Linked DNA regions of Homo sapiens: region 1 is linked to region 2. A link is an interaction called in ENCODE POLR2A ChIA-PET data of the cell type or tissue named here. Cell type or tissue: endothelial cell of umbilical vein. All regions are shown on one strand. Links, peaks and the distances in the headings refer to the core of each region. The heading gives the core; the rest is flanking DNA.

Region 1 (9,556 bases), core at 3,799-6,298, 160 kb after region 2:
GATTGTGCCACTGTACTCCAGCCTGGGTGACAGATTGAGACCTGTCTCAAAAAAACAAGTATTTTCCCAGATGATTCTGATGCCCACCCCATAAAGAAGCAGGCCCTAGGTGGCACAGCTGTGCAGGCAGCAGCTCACTATTCTTTCTATTAAGCCACCTGTCCCTTGTTGAAAATTGTGTATCATTTTGACCATGGGCTCAGCAGAGTAACCAAGTAGCCATTGCTTTTCCAGGAGGACAATGGGAAGTTGGGAAGAAAGTTCTCCCTCCTTCCTGGACTCCATCCACTCACCACTGCCCACCTCCAACCCCTCCCAAAGTGGTAGATATGGCCACCTCAAGGCCAAGGCATCCTCAGCAAGAAATCACTGTGAGCAATGATCTGCTCTCCACTTTCTGGGCTTTCCAAGGCAGCTGAATAGAGGAAGCATAACAAATATTTTGTCCTTTTTAAAAAATGGGCTGGGTACAGTGGCTCATGCTTGTAATCCCAGCACTTTGAGAGGCCAAGCTGGGTGGATCTCCTGAGCCCAGGAGTTCGAGACCAGCCTGGACAACATGGGGAAACTTCATCTCTACAAATAATTTTTAAAAATTAGCTGGGCGTGGTGGTGCACACCTGTAGTCCCAGCTACTCAGGAGGCTGAGGTGGGAGGATCATCTGAGCCTAGAGAGGTCGAGGCTGCAGTGAGCCATGGTCATACCACTGCACTCCAGCCTGGGTGACAGAGTGAGACCCTGTCTCAAAAAAAAAAAAGTGTATGGCCAGTCAGTACATATTACAGAAGATGGGACCTGGAGGAAAAGGGGGCCCACGCCAAGAGCACCCAGTTTGTTTGACCACAAAGGATTTTTCTTTGCAGTAGGATTTGTCCCATAGGCAAACTTGGCTTCTCCCACCCGGGGAGTGGCATGCAGTATGCCCTCCCCCACACTGAAACCACGTTCAACCCACTGCTCTTTTCCTCTTCCTCTGGGTTACCTCCTCTTTTTCAGCACACCTACTTCAAGAATTTCCATCAGGAGGCCAGGCTGTACATACGAACCTCCCCAGGTTCTAACTGGAACTGGTTTTGCACACTTGGCATAGAGTCCCCAGAGCAGCCAGGTGCCCCTAAGCTCCGTTACACTTTGATGTTTTTTGTTTAATCCTCCTTTGAAATTGGAAATGTTTCCTGTAACTCCAGGTGTGTGTTTCAGTGTAAGATTTCTGAACCTGTCCCTGCAGCAAGATTTTGCAGTGTGAGTCACTGAAATTCTCATCTTTGCGTGGGAGCCTTGGGTGAATTGTGCTCTCAGTGGTGAGTGGGTGTGGCAAGGGATGACCAGGACACCATTCATTGTGGGCCTGAGTTTGGGGCACTCTTGGGTTCTCATGTCTCCTGAGGCTCACATAAGCCCCAGGTGACCAGCTTACCTGTGTTCGTCAAACATAAGAGTGTTTGACTGGACTTCTTTGAGGGATGGGGGTGCTGGCAGAGTTGCAGATAAAGACCGAGGACAGCAATGCATGGGTTGTTTTTTTGTTGTTTTTATTTTTGGAGATGGAGTCTCGCTGTGTCACCCAGGCTGGAGTGCAGTGGCTCAATCTCCGCTCATTGCAACCTCTGGCTCCCGGGTTCAAGTGATTCTCCTGCCTCAGCCTCCCAAGTAATTGGGACTACAGGCACACACCACCACGCCCGGCTAATTTTTGTAGTTTTAGTAGAGACGGGGTTTCACCATGTTGGCCAGGCTGGTCTCAAACTCCTGACCTCAAGTGATCCGCCTGCCTTGGCCTCCCAAAGTGCTGGGATTACAGGCATGAGCCACCGCACCCGGCCTGCATGGGCTTTTTGTAAACTTGGTTTTCCAAAGTCTGTATAAGGATTTGCCTGTAAGTCACATTGGGACATGCTTCACCAACAGAAAGGGAAATTGTTGTCATTCCCCAAATATTCCCCAACCAACCTTAATGGGGCTTCCTTAGTATTTACTCTGGGCAAATAATTGTTCTTTGTGGTTTCTTTTTTTTTTCTTTTGAGATGGAGTCTTGCTCTGTCGCCCAGGCTGGAGTACAGTGGCGTGATCTCGGCTCACTGCAAGCTCCGCCTCCCGGGTTCACTCCATTCTCCTGCCTCAGCCTCCCAAGTAGCTGGTACTACAGGCACCCGCCACCACGCCCGGCTAATTTTTTGTATTTTTAGTAGAGACAGGGTTTCATCATGTTAGCCAGGATGGTCTCCATCTCCTGACCTCATGATCCGCCCGCCTCGGCCTCCCAAAGTGCTGGGATGACAGGCAAGAGCCACTGCGCCTGGCCTCTTTGTGGTTTCTGACTCTTGTGAGACATTTGAAGATGGATCTGGATAAAAGGCCTGATGGGAAAGGAAGCTGGTCCAAATGAAGAGGACACAGGAGAGGAGATCTGGGTGGATTTCAAATACTTTTTCACTGAAGTAGTCATTCATTTATGGAGTAATTACTTACTAATGACCATCCGTCCAAAGCATGGATGGGGCAAAGGAGATAAAAGAATGACTCAGAGGTCCCCTGGACCTCAAGGAGCTTGTGCTCTGCTGAGATGGGAGGCAAACCCCAGATAGAGGAAGGGCAGAGAGTGTGGAGCATGGATGCTGGAGAGGACAGGATGGATGCGACACTGGCCTGCTCACGTGCTTGGCTTGCTCAGGGGTTGCATTTGCCATTTGCATGGGAGGAATGGGAGGAAATGGGTGGGGAAGCAGCAGGCTTGGCTTAGGCGATCACGACAGCATTCTAAGAGGGACTTGTACTAGCAGAGGCACAATGCACGAGGCTGAACTCGGGAAACTTGGAGAGATTGCATCTAAGGAGCAGACAAGGAGGAGGCAGGGTTCAGTGGTGTCAGCTGCTGTGGGATCCCAAGACATAAGGATTCAGCAAAAGTCTTAAGACTCACCACCCCTTTCGGGTTGGGAGAGATGCAGTGACGAGCCAGTGAGGACTTGGAGGTGGTTAAGACGCCAGCTCAGGGGTGAAAGGAAAGCAGAGAGCACCCTGAAGGAGCTGCGAGGTTGAAGAAAAAAAGGGTTCTATTTCTGGTTTTCTTCTGTTTGGATTTTTAGGTTAGGGAGACCTGTCTGTGTCTTCGCAAAGGTCAAAAAAGTGGCAGAGGCAGACCTGCATAGTCAGGAAAGAGGTTAATTAGTGGAGCAGGTTCTTGAAGGAGACAGGAAGCTTTGAAAGAGAGAGACCCCTGCTTCTTTATTATTGTTTTATACACTTTGTTTTAGAATAATTTTAGATCTACAGAAAAGTTGCAGAGATAGTGTAGAGAATTCCCTCATCCTCCTCCCCAGTTTCCCCTATTGTACCATCTCATATTACTGTGTTTCATTTGTCACAACTAGGAAACCACCGTTGGTACATTCTGTTAACTGAGCTCTGGACTTAGTCGGATTTCACTAGTTTTTCATGTAACGTCCTATTTCTGTTCCAGGGTCCTATCCAGGACACCACAGGACAGTTGTCATGCCCCCTCAGTCTTCTCTGGGCTGTGACAGTTTCTGTCTTTCCTTGTTTTCCATGACCTTGACAGTTTGGAGAGAAGTGCTAGGCAAGTATTTTGTAGACTGTGCTCAGTTGAGGTTTGGCTCATGTTTTTCTCAGGGCCTAGCACCAGTGAAGAAACGAAGAAATTTCCAGTAAAACAATGGGAAAAAATGACCCTTTTCCTCTCGGCCCTCTCAAAGGGATGGAACCATTTTTTGGCCAGATAGCAAAGGAGCTTTTCCCAGCAAAACCAGAATGTTTCCATTTGGCTTTTCTTGGAAACAAAAGAGGAAACCATGGGCAGGGCCGCGAGCTGGGAGTAGAAGCTATGGGCTCTCTCCTGCATCCCCGCATCCCCGCCCGACCAGCTGGGCATACTACAGGTTGCCATCCTCTCTCCAGAGCCCTGGGAACAGGGCACTGTCTCATTCAGCATCCGCATCAAACCTGCTCTGCTCCTGGGATGATAGGCTGGGGTGGGGCAGCCATCGAAGAAATTACATGGTCAGCATGCCGCCATATGTCTGTTAATTAACCTGGGTGGAAGCCATCGACCCCTTGGCCTCCCGGACTCCTATATTCTCATTTATGGAGTCCCTGAATAATTGACTTGGCACCCTCTTTTAAGGGTTAAAGCTCTCTTTTTTTCTTGCTCCTGGCCCCTCCCATTTAGTTTCTCCTATTATTAAAGTAGCTGAAGCTGGGCGCAGTGGCTCACACCTGTAATCCAAGTGCTTTGGGAGGCTGAGGCAGGAGGATTGCTTGAGGCCAGGAATTTAAGACCAGCCTGAGCAACATAGCGAGACCCCTGGCTCTACAAAAAAAAAAAAAAAAAAAAGGGTTTAAAATATTAGCCAGGATTAGCGGCATGCACCTGTAATCCCAGCTACTCAGGAGGCTGAGGTGGAAGAATGGCTTGAGCCCAGGAGTCCAAGGCTACAGTGAGCTATGATTGCACCACTGCACTCCAGCCTGGGTGACGAGAGCAAGACCCTGTCTCAAAAAATAAAGCAGCTGGGGTGAAAGCCGGATGGGGACAGGGGAGCCCCTCTATGCCACACCAGAAAGTGAGTTCTCCTAGAAAATACTTCAGAGCGCCTTAGATAGCGCTGCCTGACAACCATGAAAGGCATTATTGGGTGGCACTGGTTATACAAGTTTTGTGACCCTGTGACCCCAAGCCATTGTGACTCAGCCAACTGGAGCAATGTCTCCAACAGCGTTACAGAAAATGGGGCAGCTGATGGTTCACATAGCATCCCCCCCGGCCGGTGAACTCAGTCATTCTGTCAGAAAAGGCAGCAGGGTTCACTCCTGATTTTTGTCCAAGTGTTCCCAGTCATGCCCCTGGCCCTCCCTTTTCTCTGGGTTACTTGAACCTTTCTCCTCTCTTATTGTGAGTTGTTAAGCCTGTGAGACCGAGACCTATGGCAGCTTTTCCCATTTCTCCAGAGCCAGCTGCTTTTCCTTCCTGGTTGTAGTGAAATGTTGTAGCTTTGACAACCAAGCCGCATGATGTAAGGTTTAAGGTGGGGTCCGAATGCGGGGGACTCCCGACTCCGGGCTTGGCCTGGCCCTTGGCCAAGATAAGAGACCTGAGATGCTTCCTTTTCCCTCGTGGTTCCAGTTCTCCAGCCCAGCATCCTTCTTACCACCTGTGCACAGAGACCGGATCAATGACTGGACTTAACATATTGGCTCAGGGTCCTCGACATTGGGGCTCTCTATAAGATGGAAGGGGCCTTACCCCTGGAGGTTCCACTGGGGTACCCTGTCATTATCTGAGCGTGGAACATTCCCAGAGAGACGCAGCTCCTGCTCGTGAGAGGCTGCTGTGCAGAGCGTAGCTTTACCTCATCTTACAGCTTAGTTCCTTGGCAGACCTGGGATTGTTTTCGTTCTTTTCTGCGACTCAGTTTTCCCAGCAGATAAGGGGTGGGGTCATAACTTCACTCATCAGGGGAAGTAAGATGACTTGGGAGATAATTGCTTGATAAGCACAAGCCTAGAGCAAAAAGGACAGTAATGAGCACTGTCTCGCTATCTCCCTATGCGCGCAAGAGCATCACAAGACCAGGGCGAGAGGGAGGACCAGGGTGAGAAACAGGTTGTGGCTAAACGTGGACCAAAATTGAGCACCGGCCTACAGTTTTCAGGTTAACGCTTTTATGTCCAGGAGGCCAGCAGCTTCAGTCTTCCATTCCCAGGGGACTGACTGGGCCTCCCTGGGGTTGGGGTGGAAGGAGGGAAGGTATCACCTTTGTACTTTTTTTTTTTTTTTTTTGAGAGGGAGTCTCGCTCTGTCGCCCAGGCTGGAGTGCAGTGGCGCAATCTCCGCTCACTGCAAGCTCCGCCTCCCGGGCTCACGCCATTCTCCTGCCTCAGCCTCTGGAGTAGCTGGGACTACAGGCGCCCGCCACCACGCCTGGAGAATTTTTTGTATTTTTAGTGGAGACGGGGTTTCACTGTGTTAGCCAGGATGGTCTCGATCTCCTGACCTCGTGATCCACCCGCCTCAGCCTTCCAAAGAGCTGGGATTACAGGCGTGAGCCACTGCACCCAGCCCACCTTTGTACTTTTAATGCTCAGGGACCTGGGGGGGGACCCAGGCCAGGACTTGCCATGTACAGAGTCAAGACCGCCCAGTGTGTGCTTGTCTAGTCCCTTGTGTACGTGAATTCAAGCCACATAACTCTTCTAGCCCAGCACGCTCCCAGCAGGGCCCGCCTCCCCGCCTAAGCTAACTGCAGTGCTCTTGGTCGGGGAACCCATGGTCTGAATGCGAGTACCCTGCTGGGTCCAGGACGGTGGAGACTCACGCTTCTCCCCAACCAAACAGTGATCTGCTTGCTGCCTTTGGATTAGGCCAGGAGACCCTCCCTCACTGGCCTTTTATTAAGAAAGAAAATCAGACTCGTCTTTGAACTCAGAACTCTCAAGTTCATTTGAACTCTCAAATTCTTGTGCCTGTGTGAGTTTTTCTCCTCTGCCTTGTCCAGCCGCGGGGCATGTGGCGTCGTACAGTCCTTACCAATGTTTGGAGCTGCCTGCCCTAAGGTGCGGCTGAGAGGCTGAGAAGATGCTGAGTGACAGTCCACAGGCTGGGAGTGCAGGGCTGGTGGGGCTTCATGCTGGTAAAGTGAGGTGGTTCTCCCAGAGCCCATTTGGTACCTTCCTCTTCAGATGCACTTCTGATATTATCTTCTTTATTCTTTAGCCATACCTAAAAGGCAGGGAAGGGCCGCATCTCACAATCCCTGCTTTACAGATGGGAACACTGAAGCAATAGAATATGAAGCTAGACTCTGCAGCCCCTCGTGGTGGAAGCACACCTCCCTGGCAGGAGCAAATCCCCTTATGCTCCTGGGGGGTAGGTGAGTTTGTGACTGCTGCAGGCGGAGGTCTGGGTGGCCCTTCCCACTATTGCCACATCTGCTGTCCACCCAACATGCCCACACTCACTGCCATATCGTAAGGGAAAGGAGAGGAGGAAAGGAGGAAGGAAAGAGAGGCCTGTCCACACCATGGGCTATCAATAGCTCCTGGAGCCGAGAACCAAGGTCCCTGATGAGCGGGCTCTGACATAAGAGTGCCTCTGTTGAGGAGGGTGGACCAGCAAAACCTGGGCCCACCCACTCCTGCGTCCAGCCGGCTACCACACTGGAGGCCTGTGAGTCACTCCCCCGGCAAGCCCTGGTACGGGTGACGACGAGGGAGCTCAGCTGGCACTGGGGGGACTTGGCAGGAGGCCTCCTGCACAGCATCTAGTTCAGCAGTGCCAGCGAGGGGAGGCCCTGGCATGTCATTTACTGAGCAGCAGGTCTCCAGGGACATTGCAGCTGCCCTCCCTGGTGCATGTGTGTCCGGAACTGTGTAACCATCACCCAAGTCAACAGTTAGAATACGACACCCCCAGCCACATGGCACCTCCCTGAGCATAATTTCCTCCTCCACCTAAACATCACCACTCACCTGATAACAATGCTTTTCCTTTATCATTTATAGGCACATGTAAGCGTCTAGCTCTGTGTGCATCCCTAAACAGCATAGCGTTTTTAACTACATGGAATCATATTGTGTGTGTGCCTGTGGCTCTGGCTTCTTGGTTTAGCATTGTGAGATGCACTCATGGTGTTGCGTGTAGCTAGAGTTACTCGTTTTCACTGCTGTATAGTGTTCTGTTGCCTATAAAATACCCCTTCAGCCAATGGGCGGCAGGTAGGTCACTGTTTATTCCTCGCTTGCTGGTATTTTTAGTACCTGCATGAATCAAACACACCCCGTAATGGCATCTACAACTACCAGGCGTATATGAGGGGCAGAGACCAAGGGTGGTCACAAAGTCCTTTGCAAGTCTCACCCTTAAGCGCGTGGGGACTGTGTTGTTGCTGGCAGCCAGAATTAATGCTGATGTCCTGTATGTCTTGCAGCTTGCCGGGATTGCTGTCCTTGCCATTGGACTATGGCTCCGATTCGACTCTCAGACCAAGAGCATCTTCGAGCAAGAAACTAATAATAATAATTCCAGCTTCTACACAGGTGAGGGACGGGGAAGGCTCAGTGAATTCAGACCCTGGCTCCAACAAAGTTCCTGCAACTTTGGAGGCCCCATGTTGACCCAGGGACTTGGGCTTGGGAAAGACTTTTGCTCTAGCCACGCTGGCCAGTCGTGTCCCTTTCAAGTTGTGCAGTTTTTGTGTGTGTCGTTGTGCCTGGGAATTTGCGTTTAACTGATGTGGTTTCTTTTCCTGATGGCCAAGTCAGGCATGTTGATGGTTCTCTGATGTGATGTAGCCTCTGCCAAAGTTGTACTCATTCTTGAGGGTTTACGAACCTCTGTTCTCATCTCTGATGCTCTCTCCTGATTGTCTTCTTATCCTGCATCATTTCCTTAATTCAAAAAGCTTTGTCCTGGGGATCTGCAGTGCTGGAAGAAGATATAGACAGCTTTCCTCTTCACTGTTCAGATAGGGACTCTGAGACTGGGAAAAACATCAGCCTCCTGGAAAACACAGCAACAATAGGAGAGACTAGAATGGACTCTGCCCAGTCCTTTGGACCCCTGGTACTGGGGTAAATGCTGTAGTGTTTAGTTTTATTTGTTTGTATTTGACACGACTTTTGCTTTGGGAGAGAGGCTTCCAGTTTAAACCTGCCTGGGATCCTCTGAACATGAACAGACTTGGCAGGTTTCTTTCTACACTCAGGCTTCTTGGCAGCCTTGCTAGACCATTCTATCCCTCTCGTTGCCGTATCACCACGTCAAAGCTCCCTTCAGAGGAGGGGGAGCCTGGTGCCTGCCAAGTGCAGTTGCCCGCGTCTGCGTGAATTCAGACTCTGCGGCTGTACTCTGCCTGGCTTGGAGGTAGGAAACTTTTCATTTGTGAGGAACAAAGGAAACCTCCTATTTTTAGGATGACGCTGACATGTTGTCAGGCTCAAAATGTAAGTTTGGTCACTTCCTTCCCACCCACCAAAAAAGTTATTTTTACAAACGAGGGAGAAAACAGTTATCTCCCAGTCCCTCAGGGAGAAGCAAGGCTGGCCAGCCACGTAGACCTTCCCTTTCCCACCTCTTGAACTGGGTAGGGAGAGTCTTTAAAAACAGCTCCTTTGGTTGCGTAACATTTGAGCCCTGTGGATAGTTTTGCTGGGTTTACTGCTTTTTATTGTTAGCTGGGGTTTTTTGGGGTGTGTCTCTCTATTATCGGAAAGAAAGTGAGAGAAAGCACAATGTATGTTTAGAAAAAAAACTACACATACACACAGAGTTTTTGGGGAACAGGTTTCTATAGCGCCCTGACTTGTTTTGGCAACAGACCATTTTTTGGGAGTCTGTGACAGGCTTAGAATGCTGTCCTGCAGAGCAGGAGGGAGGAGCCGGGTGCGGGTGCTGGGGAAGACTCTCCACACTCCACGCCGTGTTCCAGAAGGGAGCCCTGTGCTGGGGGAGCAGGTCTGCCGGCAGGAGCAGGCACAGTCAGGCCTGCTTTCCTAAGCAAAAGCCCTGTGGCCGGCGCGTGTGTCTCCAAAGAGAGACTC
Region 2 (2,500 bases), core at 1-2,500:
GCCCATGATCTCACCACCACCCAGGCAGTGCTGACCTCGGCAGCGCCAGCTTCCCAGCCCAGGCTGACACATCTGTGGGTGGGGACTAGGACTCCCCTTCATCACCCTGCAACCCAAAGCCCTCAGCTTGTCCCCACCCTAATTCCCACACCATCTCCCCCACGCCCCAGCCTAGGCCCCATACTTGTGGCCCAATGCACCTCCAAACTGAGATCACACATCCTGGAAGGTGTCCTGGCAGGGGGAGGCCTCTGCCAATGTCTCCAGTGATTCTCCATCAACCTGCCTGGCTTGAGGCAATCCCATCTTCAGGGCCAAACATGGACCCATCAAAGCTGAAAAGGGCATCTGGATCCCTTCCCAACCTGCCCTATATATTTCCTCCACCTGCTCTCATCTTTGCTATCTACTCTACAGAAAAAGAAATATATATAGAGAGAGACACCATTGCCATTTGGTGAAGGAGGAAGACTTTTCCCACCCAGTCACTCTACGGTGCATGTGTGAGTTCCTTTCTCTAAGGATCAAAGCAAAGATGAGGACACATAGAGTGCACAGGGCTTCCCCTGAGACCCTCCAAACAGCGGAAGCTTGGCTGTCTACAGCGCTACCTCAGCCTCCACCTGAAGTTCCCCCTTTGGGGAACAGATGCTAGACCAACGTTGGAAAGACAAATGTAAGAGGGTCCTACAGACCATCCTATGTGGGCCCAGCTCCAGGGGCTAATGCTAGCCCTGTCACACAGCCAAGGGGTCCCCAAAAGGCACAGAGAGATTCTAGCTTGTCAAGGACAAGCTCCACAGGCCCTCACTGTCTGGCACTTCATGCTCGCATGTGCCCTGACAGGCCCAGCCAGGGGCCAGGCTAGACTGTGCAGTACTGGACCCAGGTGTGGGCCTGCCTTTGAGATGTGTATGAAGGCAGGATTAAGGATGAGGTGCCTCAGGGATGTACACATCCCTCTGCCTGGTCCCCAGGACAGTGGATCCCTTCCAGGACAGCATGGGTCAGGAGGGCACATCCAGCCCAGAGGAAATTAGGAGAAAGTGGAAAGGCCCCAGATCACTCCCATCAGCATGGCCCACCTTCTCCGCTGCCCCCTCTAGAAGAGCGGGAGTGAGGAGTGACTGTTCGTGGAGGACAGAGCAGGCCACAAGATAGGGGCCAGGATCGTCCCAGCCCATTCTGGATGTGCTGTAATTTCAAGTCCAGTGAGGTCTCAGGAAAGCCTTTTTGAACTGACCATTTTTCAGAAATTATCATCATTCTACAAACACAGTAATATGGTCATTTGTGTCAAATGTCTTGACCCCAGGGCAGTAAAAATGGGTGGGAATTCTTCCCCCTGCCTTTCTGTGTTTTCTCAGAGCACTCTTATCTAAGCAAGAAAATGGACTTCTGTCTTCTTTAACAATACCCAGGAAAAGAAGGGTCAACGAGAAATGTGCAAATATTCGAAAGGAAAACTTTCAGGGCCAGCATCTAATCGTCTCATCTGATTTCCTTCTCTGACCTTCACTGACTTGTGTTCCCAAGTTTCTCGCAAATCAGAAGTCTAAATATTATATGAGCTTATCTCCTCGGTACAACTGAGCAACAGAGCCACAAACACAGGAAAATGGGTGGGTGAGCTGCCAGGTAGCCGTTAGCCACGGGAGCTAGAACGTCAGCCAGAACTATGGGCCATGCGAACACGCTCACCCATCCTCCACCCAGGATGGGACACTAGGATATTCCCCATCAGTCAGCAACAGGCAGCTCCTGACGAACAGCGGGCCCACCACTAGATGGAGATGGGCACTGGAAGTTTGGGGAATGAATGAAAGGCAGGTGATTCCTAAAACTGCATTTAAAAAAAAAAGAGCATCCAGGCCGGGCCGTCATGGCTCATGCCTATAATCCCAGCACTTTGGGAGGCTGAGACAGGCGGAGCACCCAAGGTCAGGAGTTCGAGACCAGCCTGGCCAACATGGTGAAACCCCGTCTCTACTAAAAATACAAAAAATTAGCCGGGTGTGGTGGCAGGTGCCTGTAATCCCAGCTACTCGGGAGGCTGAGGCAGGAGAATTGCTTGAACCCAGGAGGCAGAGGTTGCAGTGAGCTGAGATCACGCCACTGCACCCCAGCCTGGGCGACTGAGTGAAACTCTGTCTCAAAAAAAAAAAAAAAAAAAAATCCAGAAGTTAAAGCAGATCCATTTCTATGTGAATAAAGATCCTGCCTCATGAAAAAAAACAAAACGGAACCTCTCACCTAATGGAAGCACATTACCTCTTCTAAACAAACCCTTTGGTTTGCAGTAGTGAGCCCTGGACGCGGCTGCCCTGCTCCAGACCATTTGTTTCCCCAGCCCCACAACCCTCTACCTCCCAAAGCCTTCCCTGCAGAAATGCCCAACCCACAGGCCTTTAGCAAAGCAACTCAGACTTCCACCAGATGCAAATTGTCACCAAAGCCTGCAACATAATCTCTACCAAATGTGCAAGATGCATTTCTTTTT

What was found. ChIA-PET counts read pairs that join two places held together with the same protein. Peaks named below come from ENCODE experiments on the same cell type or tissue, not always from the same donor. Only the 100,000 strongest peaks of a DNase experiment are listed, where the experiment ranks them.
Region 1: POLR2A ChIA-PET joins it to region 2 with 5 read pairs; 6 of 35 experiments call an interaction of 5 or more read pairs at or near these places.

Annotation. Positions count from the first base shown.
Region 1 is chr12:6,217,482-6,227,037 of GRCh38, forward strand. CD9 (CD9 molecule) reads left to right here. Exons shown (of 8, transcript NM_001769.4): 2 at 7,945-8,053. It overlaps LOC105369625 (a long non-coding RNA gene), which reads right to left. Exons shown (of 5, transcript XR_001748979.2): 5 at 6,488-6,737. Among named protein-coding and RNA genes, the nearest start is that of CD9, 22 kb to the left of the region's middle. RefSeq lists enhancers at 468-1,667, 898-1,770, 5,410-5,963, 5,964-6,515, 6,516-7,069 and a silencer at 1,782-2,076. In endothelial cell of umbilical vein, for the core only: no CTCF peak of the experiment used is centred there; DNase peaks (open chromatin) are centred at 4,840 and 4,950; H3K27ac peaks cover 1,422 bases.
Region 2 is chr12:6,065,981-6,068,480 of GRCh38, forward strand. The region is part of intron 10 of VWF (von Willebrand factor); the gene reads right to left. Among named protein-coding and RNA genes, the nearest start is that of SNORA120, 27 kb to the left of the region's middle. In endothelial cell of umbilical vein, for the core only: a CTCF peak has its summit at 1,782 (motif pointing right); a DNase peak (open chromatin) is centred at 1,561; H3K27ac peaks cover 2,500 bases.